Regions from separate parts of the Homo sapiens genome. Here region 2 is linked to region 1. Evidence: chromatin loops called from intact Hi-C (ENCODE). Cell type or tissue: chondrocyte. All regions are shown on one strand. Each heading gives the region's core, and the rest is flanking DNA. Links, peaks and the distances in the headings are about the cores only.

Region 1 (5,378 bases), core at 180-5,179:
ACCAGGCATACCACAAGCGGCTTCCACTGTGGACACCGGGGAAGATGGTGGTGCCCAGAAGTTTGGAAATGCTAGGAAGTGCAGAGCCCCAAAGAGGGTGTCACAGCCCTGGCTCAGGGAGCTCCTCCTATGTCTGGGCTCCCCAAAGGGCTGCAGCTTTTCTCTCATTCTCTCTTCTCTCCTTCTTGTCACCCACAACATGGCAAGCAGGAGGGTGTGTTTCAGGCCTGTTTGTGTTACAGCTCTTTCAGTCCCACCATTCAGTAGGTCCTGAGTTCTTGTCCTGCATCCAGAAGAACGAGGTACCCAGACAACTGGAGGGTGAGCAAGTCAAAGAGGTGCTTTATTGAGTGACAGTATAGTTCTCATGAGTCCCGAGGTGGGTAGCTCCTATCCACAGGCAGGTCATTCTGACAAATGCAGCTCTCAGCAGAGAGGAGACCCAGAGTGGGTGGCTCCTCTCTGCAGGCAGGTCATCTTGTCATCTGCCTGAGTCTGGCTGAGTCTGGGGGGTTTTATGGGCTTCAGAAGGGAGGAAGTAGATGCTGATTGGTCCATAGGCAGCCATTGGCAGGCCTGGAAAAAGCACCGTAAGTTCTCACTCTGGCCAGAAGGTGGGGTTAGTCACCAGGGACCTGCCCCTTTCCACCCAGGAGCCTGTCTGCCTCCTGCTGCTGTTCATGGCATTCATGGCGCCCAGGCTGTTGGTGCCAAGGGGTGCCTGCAAGCCCAGGCTGAGCCACTTTCAGCACCCCCTTGGCCTCCTTCCCCTGCTTGTTGGCACCCAAAGTCCAGAAGGGGCCAAGGGCAAGGGGCTGGGATGTCAGTGCCACTCCAAGTATGTGCACACCTGGTCAGGTCGTAATAGTGCCTGGGCTCAGCCACAAGTTTGCTTCAAAATTGGAGTGGGTGCTGGGAGTGGGGAGAGGCCAGGCAGTGGGAGCAGGCACTTCCAAGCCTGCTGGGGCACGGGGTGGTTTCTGGGCCTCCAAGAGTCCAGGGGTGCAGGGATGCCCATGTCCACAGCTGTGGCTGGGGGGCTGCAGCTATGCCTGGGAGAGTGGGGCTCCTGCCCCACCAACTTGGAAAGGGTTAGGGCTCCCACCTGTTCCTGGCTCCTGCCTGCTCCAGGGAGCACACGGCCCCACCCATGCCTCCCCTGCTGCAGCCAGCATCATGGCAGCGGCCATTCTAGACAGGCCATTGCTGCCATCATTTGTACCTAATAAATATGAGATGGGATAATGCAAGGAATACTTTTTTCATTTTACCATCTCAAGATGGGGAATCTATTAATTATTTCATGAGTCCTAAAGCAACTTCTTGAATATTCAGCTCCCCAAAAGCAAACAGCTACTTAGCCTAGCTGATTCTACAGGGAGTTGCATTTCGCTTTTGTCACAAATGGATGCTGGTGTGTGCCTCACAAAGTCATAGTTGCATGTGGTGTGGGGGTGGGCTGGTTGAGATGGCATTATGATGTTTCAGAAAAGCTGTGTAAAGATGAGAAATATTTGCATCCAGACACAGAGGGAGGCACCATGCCAGCATGTAATTTGCCAAGCTCCCTGCTGGCAGTTTAAATGCCCTGTTGATTTTATTAAACATTCTTAATAAGAAGTTGGAGTTTTGTTTAGGCTAAAACCATAATGAAAACAGCTGTCTTCATTTCTCAGAAACAGTGAGATTGTGCAAGGATGAGGAATCACGCTGGATAGTGGAGCTGCCATGGTCCCCAGCTGGGGTGCTGCCCATGGAAGGTACTGGGGATGTCCATCAGGTGCTTCTGGGAAAGGGCCCAGGAAGACCAGACGGTTCTGTTCAGTTTATTTTATTCACGGAGGCATTTTAATGGGAGAACAGATCTATAATTGTGTTTTAACATTGTCTGAAAAAGGGAACTGAATCTGAGTGTCTGAGCTGTGAGCGTGAAACATAGAAAGGCCGTGGCTACCAAGAGCAGAGGACAGTGGGTTCTGCTGGAAGAGGGAGGAAACTTAGAGAACAGACAAAGAGTTAAAATTAGCCCTGGCTGGACCATGTGTGCCGTAGACCAGCAGCACCCTATGCAGCTGGGGCAGCCTTATTTTAGTCTGTCCAATTTTAAAGCTTCTGGCATTTGGTTGTCTTGCTTCCTTGTTTTTTCTGGGGAAGCCAGCAGCAGACAGGTCAAGAAGGCAATTTTGCCATCAAACAGAACTAGGTTCAAATTCAGGCACCACCGCTTTAGAAGCCAGGGAAACTTGGGCAAGAGTCTTCATTTCTCTGAGCTGCATTTCTTCTGTATAATGGAGATGATAATTCTGCCTCGTGGATTCTTCTGAACTGCTGCCATCATCCGACTAGCATATTTTAATCCAGCAACGTTTTTCTTTCTTGGAGCATTGGCCACGTGCCCACACAGGAAGAAAGCAGACACAGTTGCTGTCTACAAGGGGGCAATGGGCTTACTATCTACTTAACATAAGACTTGAAAACAGATTACCACAACATGACAATGTAAGTTCTATCATGGAAAAGGGTTCCACCAAAATGTTATAGTGGTCTTGGAGGGAGAATAAGGGGCAGCTTCATGAGGAATATAAAAACACAGAGCCCTGAGCTGACAGACACACACTTCACATGTAATAGGCAAATGGTTTCATTCACAGAATTGTTTCATTTCTGTGGAGGGAAAGCTAGCATAGGAAAAAAACCTTCAACTGGTTGGTGTTACGCAAATTATGATGGATGAAAACAAAATTCTTGAACCTGTCATGGGTCTGTGGAGAGACGTAATACTGGGAGCTGCAGAGGGCTCGGAATAAGTCAAAGCTCGAGGGGCTAGAGGGTGTCTGGACGGCTTACATCATAAACACATGCTGTGAGAATGAGAAGGCGTCCCTGAGGACGGCCAGGAGGAAGGCTCAAGGCATGAGTGCTGGCGATGTTGATGCCATCAAGACGATGAGTCCCGCCGAGCAGCCTTCCACAGTGGGTTTAGGAAATGGCAGCCTTGGGAGCTGGCCCCTGCCAAAACGTAAGCCGAGGAAGATGAGAGGGGCCTGGCTGACAGCCCTCCGGCCATCCAGATCTAGGGGCGGTGGAGAGAGCCTGGGAAGAGCGAGACTCCAAGTCCGAGTCCCGCTGTGAGTGGTGTCCAGAACCTGGCTCCAAGTCCCTTCCTCTGCGAGCAGGCAGGGCCGACTTCTGTTTGGGATGTCCCATTCTTTGCCTCCCTTGGGCCCCCTCCTATGAGTACAGATGCTGTCACCGTGGGCAGAGATGGCTGGCCACACCACCCTCCAGTCATGCCCCCTCTGTGCTCATTCTCATCACCCAGCCCAGGGGCTTGACCTCTGCCTCTGGGGGATAGCAGAGCACTGGGCCCTTCTTATCTTCCGTGTGCCTCCCCAGCAATTTTCTATGCATCTCTAAATTACACCCCTACGGCCAGTGCCACTTCCTAACTCGCCTCAGGACCCACTGTTTGACTTCACCTCCAACGGCCACGAGCAAAATAGTGTCATCGGGTGCCAACAGCAACCCTCTTTCTTCCCACCCTCAGCAATGTGGGGGCCTTTCCGACAGAGCAGCAGCGAGGGTCCCCCACAACCCTGGGACAGCTGTGCTGACCTTCCTATCAGGGCCACCTTGTAGAGACATCTTGATTAAGTGCTCCTGTTGTGTGTCCTACCGAGGATCTGTTTTGTTTTTAGTCTGTGCACAGGCTCATTTGGCCCATGCTTGTGGGCCAGAACTGCTTGTTGACACAGAGCAAAGAGTGAATCCTGCCAGGCTGCCGAGGCCTCGGCTGTCCCAGGGCACGTGTGATAAAGCTGAGAGCAAGGAGGTACTCTGAGAGCTCTGGTTTGCAGAAAGAGAGAAAAGACAGGATAGATGAAGAGTAGCCAAAACTCCGTAGAACTGGGGGGAGTTACTGAGCAGACAGGATGGCATCACAGAGTGTGCCATGGTGGGGTAGGAGGGCGGCCAACAGGGACAGAGGAGGGTCCTCTGCCAGGGAGAGAAACAGAGGGAATTTGGGGGAAACCAGTTGCAGACATGGGCTGAGAAGACCCTGACCTGCCATGAATATGGGCCTATCAAGTGAGCAGGTGTTCGTTCTTTTTGCACTGCTACAAAGGAATACCTGAGGTTGGGTAATTTATAAAGAAAAGAGGTTTATTGGGCTCATGGTTCTGCAGGCTGTACAAGAAGTATGGTGCCAGCATCTGTTTCTGGGGAGGCCTCAGGAAGCTTCCACTCATGGCATAAGGCAAAGGGGAGCCAGTGTGTCACATGGCAGGATGGGGAGCAAGAGGGTGACAGGGAGGTTCCAGTAGCTTTAATAACCAGATATCCTGTGAGCTCATTACTGCAGGGAGGGCACCAAGCCACGAGGGACCCACTGCATGACCCAGACACCCCCCACTAGGCCCCACTTCCAACACAGAGGATCTCATTTCACATGAGATTTGGAGGAGACAGACATCCAGACCATATCAGTAGTGTGAACAATGTGAGGCACAGTGGGGTGCAGTGACCACCTAGGCCTGCAGCTCCCAGCGGCCAGCCAGGTTGAGCATCTGCATCCTTTAAACTGTCCACCAGCCCTTTCCACGACACCGTGCTTCCTACTTGCTGGGGCAGTGCAGACAGATTGCTACTGATGTCATCGAATCCCAGGGCTGCTGGAAGGCATGCCTGCATGTCACTTCTTTCAAGGCACTTACGTTTTATGCCTCCCGATCTCCTCTGCCTTAGCTGGACCTGGAAGGACAGTGCACTATCTCTAGACCTGGGCTTATGCATCTTTGAAAATGCCTTTAAGGTTCCCTTAGCTCCTGAGGGTTCAGCTTCTGCCCAGCCAGTCACGATCCTTCCCCCTGGCCTCCTCTCTGGTTGCTGGTGCAGTTTGATTGTGCCTTTGATAGATGGCCAGGGCTCACCCTCCTCCCTCCACTTCCTAACGACGGGGAGAGGCTGACGGCTGAGGTAGTTCCTAGAGGACTGTGACTCTTCACTCTTTCTTCCGTGTTGTATCCCGACTTTAGATGATGCTGTTCTAGACAGTACAGGGAAAGTGATAGAACCTAGAATCTGTCCGTCTCCCTCTTCATGGGCCACCTGAGTAAGTGGGTGTGCACGGTTCTTTACCGAGCTTCAGTTTGGGATTGCCTAGGGATCTCCTTTGCCTGGCTTTATTTCTCTCTTGTTAAGAAAAAGTCAGAGTTTGCTGCCCAAAAAAGTTCCTAGAGTTATTATTGGTTAGGTTGAAATTAACCAATAATCATTGTATCTGGTTCATTTACTTCCTTTATGATGTTGCTCATTTAAGACTTTACTCATCCTCTGCGTATTTTTAAGGAAGGATCTGAAAAATGATAAGAGGTTAG
Region 2 (5,378 bases), core at 60-5,059, 100 kb after region 1:
ATGTAGATATACCCCTATCATGTCAGAGATCTGCATGTCAGTTTTTCAGCAACTAAGGTGCCTCATGTTCTGAGTTCAGCAGATATAGGAACCAAGCCGCCCCCTCCTGCACTTGATGCTCCCACCTTTGTTGTGCCTCACTTAAAATGGTGCTTTTTTCAGTTGTCTGTCTTTTCTTATGTTTTTATTTGTAAGGTGCTGTATATAAGTTGAATATATTATGCACATATCCTACCCAATGGGTAGAACAAAAAGTTGTTAATACTGTAATATAATGTATAGATGATACCAATTTTAACAGAAATGGCATAGAATTTGTGAATGCCTATGTGCTTTGTCCTCTTTTGTAAGGAAATTTGCAAATGGATGCATACAGATTAAAGTCTATGTAGTTTATTTTCCTATTAAATATCAATATTATAACACAAGAGAAAGAAGTGTGAACAAACAAGCAACAGTTTATGACCAGCGTATATATAGCAATGGAAAGTTGCATCTTTGCTGTGAAAACACTTTAAAGAAAATACTTTTTAAAAAATCCCACAGCTTTTTGGTTGCCACTAGACGCTTCTTATTTTAATCATTTTAGTAATGCTCAGCTGGACCAGTGTTAGTTATATTTGAGTCAGAAAAATGTTGTTTTTCAACTTGCTTTATAATCTCCTGCATCTATCTCCTGCTGTAGCATCACGAAGGTGTCAGGCAACAGTGAAAAGTGCACATTTTTGTTGTTGCAGAAACTGTGTCAGAGGAATAAGTAAATCAGCCTGCAGCAGAAGACTTTGTTCAGCTCCAGAGGCATCTGTGACCGTCTGTGTCCAAGTCTCTCTGTGCCTTTTTCTTTTACAAACTGAAGCTGTGGAGCCAATGAAGTAACAGTAGAGATTGTAGGGAAAGAATACCTCAGGAAAAACAAATACACTTACAAGAAGACCCTGTTCTTAGAAAATGTGTTTAGTTATGGGTTAGCACTAGAAGAGACTTGGCTGTCAGCCAGCCAAGTGAAGGACCTCTCATCCATTCCCATTCATGTCCCATCATAATACGGACCCAAAAAGCAAACTCGGTTTTGCCATCAGTTAGAAATTACGTTTTGGATTGTATATTGTTACATCTCTCTTCCGGCTTAGTTTTTAGTGTCTGATTGTGACCTCTGCATTTATCTTCAAATACCCTAATTTTAAAACAAAAGAACAAGAAAAGTTTATAACACCATGTTCACTAAAACCACGGTTGAATCTTGGGTGTGGGCATCCTTTCGAGTGTTGTCCATAAGAGCAGTTCGTGGAATTTTGCCCATCTGACCCATATTATCAGCTTATTCTGCCACCAGAGTAGAGTCTAATAAATTCCAAAGTTTTTATTTGCTCCATGGTGTATGTTCTGACTTTGAAAATGTCAGATTCTATAATCATACCCCTAACATCCAGGAAACAAATGACAGATTATCTTTAAACTGAAATTGACTCTACAATGCAACCCTTAATGCTGAATGGATTAAAAAAGTCAGCCCTTTTAGTATCTGTTTGAAAGGGCCGTAAAAAGTTGACACTTTTGTTGTTGTGGATCCTGCGTGTCTAGACCCACGTGTTGTTTCCATCGTATACTGTAGGGTGCACCCCTTGGGATTCATCATTAAGAACTGAGGCTCACTGTTGTCAGAAACAAAGCTCCCACCCCCCAGGTTCAACCTTGTGGGAGAACTGTTGAGCATGAGAATGTTCTAGACTCAGAGGTACTAAAATTTGTTACCACATCATTGCTTCCTTTCTACAGGACGAATTGAGGCTTAAACTTTACTGTTAATGATACTGGTTCATTTTAATGTGCTTGTTGGTATGTTGCTATTTTTCATTTCATAGCTTTCAAAAATCATGCTAATTGTATACTTGTCTAGTTTAAGGCTATTTTAAAATATGTACAATACTATTCACAGCATTTAGTTCGTTTAATTTTTATTATAAAGCAATCTACTAAAAAAGTACAACTGTATTTGAACTTTTCAATAGTTGTTTGTGAGCTATGATAATCAAAAGTCATTAAAGTCTTTTTTAACAAACATTCGTGCTTACTTTTCAACATAATTCCCAGTTATATACAGAAAAAGATTTCCACCTGTCACGTATCTGCCTCTTTTACCTGAGCAATGGTGTAGTTCTTAGACCTAAGGTCTGTAATTGCAATACTTTTAAAGAAAGATGTTGCTCTAAGTGCTGTTTGTTAGTTATGAAATCAGATTTTTCTGCTTGTTCTTAATGCTGTGGTCAAACCATAGCACAAAATCATTAAAAATAATCAGCGGCATACATTTGTCCCTTGGGTTTTTGTTTTGTTTTTCTTTGTCTTTCAGCAACAAGGCACATGCATGGGGAAAATGCTGTGTGTTTTAAGACCTGTCTCAAAGAAATACTTCCTGTGGCTCCCTAGCTAAACTTCCCACTCAGCTTGTAGTCACTCTGACTTTTCAAAAAAATCACTACTTCATATTCTACTAGAAGCAATTCTGGTCAGATCATGATTCGTTTCCCAATGCTGGGTTCTACACAGGTCATTCAGACAGTCATCAGGTCCCCTCATGCAAGGAGTCCCCAGAGAAACTGCTCACCCCACCTGAGGCGCCCAGGGAGGACTTTCTAGATGCCTCAAAAAGTCTTTGGGTGGCTGTCACACAAAACCGAAATGCTCAGCCCAAAATATGAACAAGATTCCTAACAATGACAACTATTCCACAATGGAACAGACCCCCTCAGTGTGTGTTTTAAACTCCTTGGCATTGGAGGTCTCCAGTCAGTGATAATGTAACAACAGAGAGGCTCTAAATTTCCTACACCGAGAGACTAGAATAGTATTATCTCTATGCTCTAAATAAGAATATGGGTTCACAGATGATGACTGTGTGTGCATAAAACCCCACACGATCTACCAAACTACTAAAGTGGATTTAGCATGGTTGCAGGATATGCAATTTATTTTTGCATTTCTATGTACTTATAATTAGCAAATGGAAACTGAAATTTTGAAAATACCATTCAAAATGGTATGGGCCCCAAATTCTGGTATGGGCCCTAAATTCTAATGGTACATCCATTTTCGATTCTGAATTAAATTCTTTCTTTAAGATTATTTTGGAAAGGGGATTTGAAGAGAGCTATAAGAAGGAATAGAGCAATAGGAAAGTTTCTTTCCTGTCAAACAGCAAATAGTCACTAATTAACCACACCACACTCTGGAATAAATTCTGTAATCTCTGAATTTAGCAAACCATTAGAGAAATATTAAAGATACCCCCCAAATTTGCTAACGCTAACAACTATGCAAACTTTGTTCCTGCAGACAGCTCTGCACAGAAGGAATGAGGGGAATCCAGGCTTGGGATCCCTGCTTATGCAGACCATAAGCAGCAAATCCAGTAAAACCTGGGACTGGCTTCTCACAACGGAGACACAGGGCTCCTCTCTCCCCCACTGTCCCTGGGAGGCTGTACCAGCTGTCACTTTAGAAGCTGTCTCAGAGCCAAGGATGTGGGAACTGTTAGCAGAGGAAACAGGCAAATGAGAGAGGAGAGAGAAAATACAAAAGGTATGCTGAGCTGGTTCCCACTACGGGCCAAGGGGTTCAGCCACACTCGAGAAACCATGCAGGCTGTGCCTCTGAAGGACAGGAGGCTGGGACATCTCATCTGCCCACTGCTGAGGAGTGCCCTTACAGGTTCATCTTCCCAGCCACCCTGGCTGTGGACTGAGCAAGCTCAGAAGGCTTCAGCAAAATACCTGAGACAGAAAAACAAAGGCTTGGAAGTGCTTGGAAACTGCTGGTGCACAAAGGAACCGCCCGCTCTGGCTGGAGCTGAAGCGTGGGAGCCAAGAAGCACTCGGCTCAGATGCCTCGGAGACAGTGCAAACCAAGCGACAGACAGAACGGGCGGGGTTGGAGGGGATGATGGCAGGGAGAGAGGGCAAGCGCTATGTCCAATGCCCACACCACTGCCTTCTGTCTGAACCCCCTCCTTGACGATGGTCTCGACACCACCCTGCCCTGGGCCTCCTTAATGCTCCAAAGCTCGTGAATTTGGGTTCTCCATTGTACTTCAGTGCCACCTGACTGTTCCCAAACCCCTCCAACTTCTGAAGCTAAGCAATTCCTGGCTTTCTTTCACCCACTTATTTTAGTCATTTGTTTTGCAAACAGAAGTGTCAACAGCTGAGCAGAATCCACCTGGCCACACACTCACCTGGTTGCCCTCTCCCCACGGCCAGGGGGACTGCCAGAAAGGCATGCTTGAAATAATCCCTTGGAACCTTCCAGAGACCCACCCAGAGTGGGCCATGGAATAAAGCCCCTATTCTGCTCTCCCATGATGACATGTGCACAGCATATGAGTCTGTTGCTGAGAACATTCTAATTAGATTTCCTTCACTACACTGCCTTGATGTTTTGTTTGAATGGATTCTAATTCAAACACACATTTTAAAACAGCTTCCCAAAAGTCTTAATGTCATGTTTCTGTCAAGACTCTAGCTTTTGCCTTAATAATGCAAACCTCATTCACCCAACTTTACCCTTTCATGCTAAAAAAATCAGAAGTGCAAAAGCTCAGTTTTTGAACATAGCAGAGTGGTGACTAAAAATACTTTCTAAAGGACTTACTAGTAAGCACATACATTTTTTTTTATTATTCTAAAAAAAAAACTGCAGCTGTATATAGCGGCTCTTATATCACTTTCCCTGCTTACGAAGCCATTTTCATTTACAGAGTTGTATTTGTCTCCACTGTTACCAGTCATCTATAAGCACAAAACGTTCTGGCAACCTACACCAGCACCTAGAGCAAGCCACTCCACGCAGGCCCGGGGGCCACTCCACGCGGGCCCGGGGGCCAGGGCTTCAGGGCAGTAGGTGAGGCGCTGTATTTGGCATGGGATTCCCAGGTGATCTGGCTCCTTGAATATTTCCCGCTTACAGTTAAAGGGCAGCACAGGCTTTGAATCTTAATAGACCTGGGTGGTCCGAATATTAGCTTCATCTCAAATTAATTAATGTCCCTGACAGGTTTTAAAGTCTCATCTATAGAACAGCAACAGCGATACTTACCTGGCAGGACAGTTGTGAAGACCCAAGGAATGTGCACGCCGTAGGGCCTGACATGTGGGGCTCCTCGTGAACCATGGCTGTTATCGCTAAAACTTTCTTGTTCTAGGCTGGGCGTGGCGGCTCACGCCTGTAATCCCAGCACTTTGGGAGGCCAAGGCTGGCGGATCACGAGGTTAGGAGATCGAGACCATCCTGGCTAACACGGTGAAGCCCCGTCTCTACTAAAAATACAAAAAGTTAGCCGGATGTGGTGGCACGCGCCTGTAGTCCCAGCTACTTGGGAGGCT

What was found. Hi-C counts contacts between places; a loop is a spot of excess contacts. Peaks named below come from ENCODE experiments on the same cell type or tissue, not always from the same donor. Only the 100,000 strongest peaks of a DNase experiment are listed, where the experiment ranks them.
Region 2: it touches region 1 in a loop (2.8-fold over the local background); 1 of 110 quality-filtered maps calls a loop at or near these places.

The regions. Positions count from the first base shown.
Region 1 is chr18:13,547,669-13,553,046 of GRCh38, forward strand. The region is part of intron 4 of LDLRAD4 (low density lipoprotein receptor class A domain containing 4); the gene reads left to right. Among named protein-coding and RNA genes, the nearest start is that of MIR4526, 61 kb to the right of the region's middle. RefSeq lists enhancers at 377-1,326, 2,590-3,091. In chondrocyte, for the core only: no CTCF peak of the experiment used is centred there; DNase peaks (open chromatin) are centred at 1,013 and 3,173.
Region 2 is chr18:13,650,448-13,655,825 of GRCh38, forward strand. It overlaps LDLRAD4 (low density lipoprotein receptor class A domain containing 4), which reads left to right. Exons shown (of 7, transcript NM_001378100.1): 7 at 1-2,304. Among named protein-coding and RNA genes, the nearest start is that of MIR4526, 42 kb to the left of the region's middle. In chondrocyte, for the core only: no CTCF peak of the experiment used is centred there; no DNase peak of the experiment used is centred there.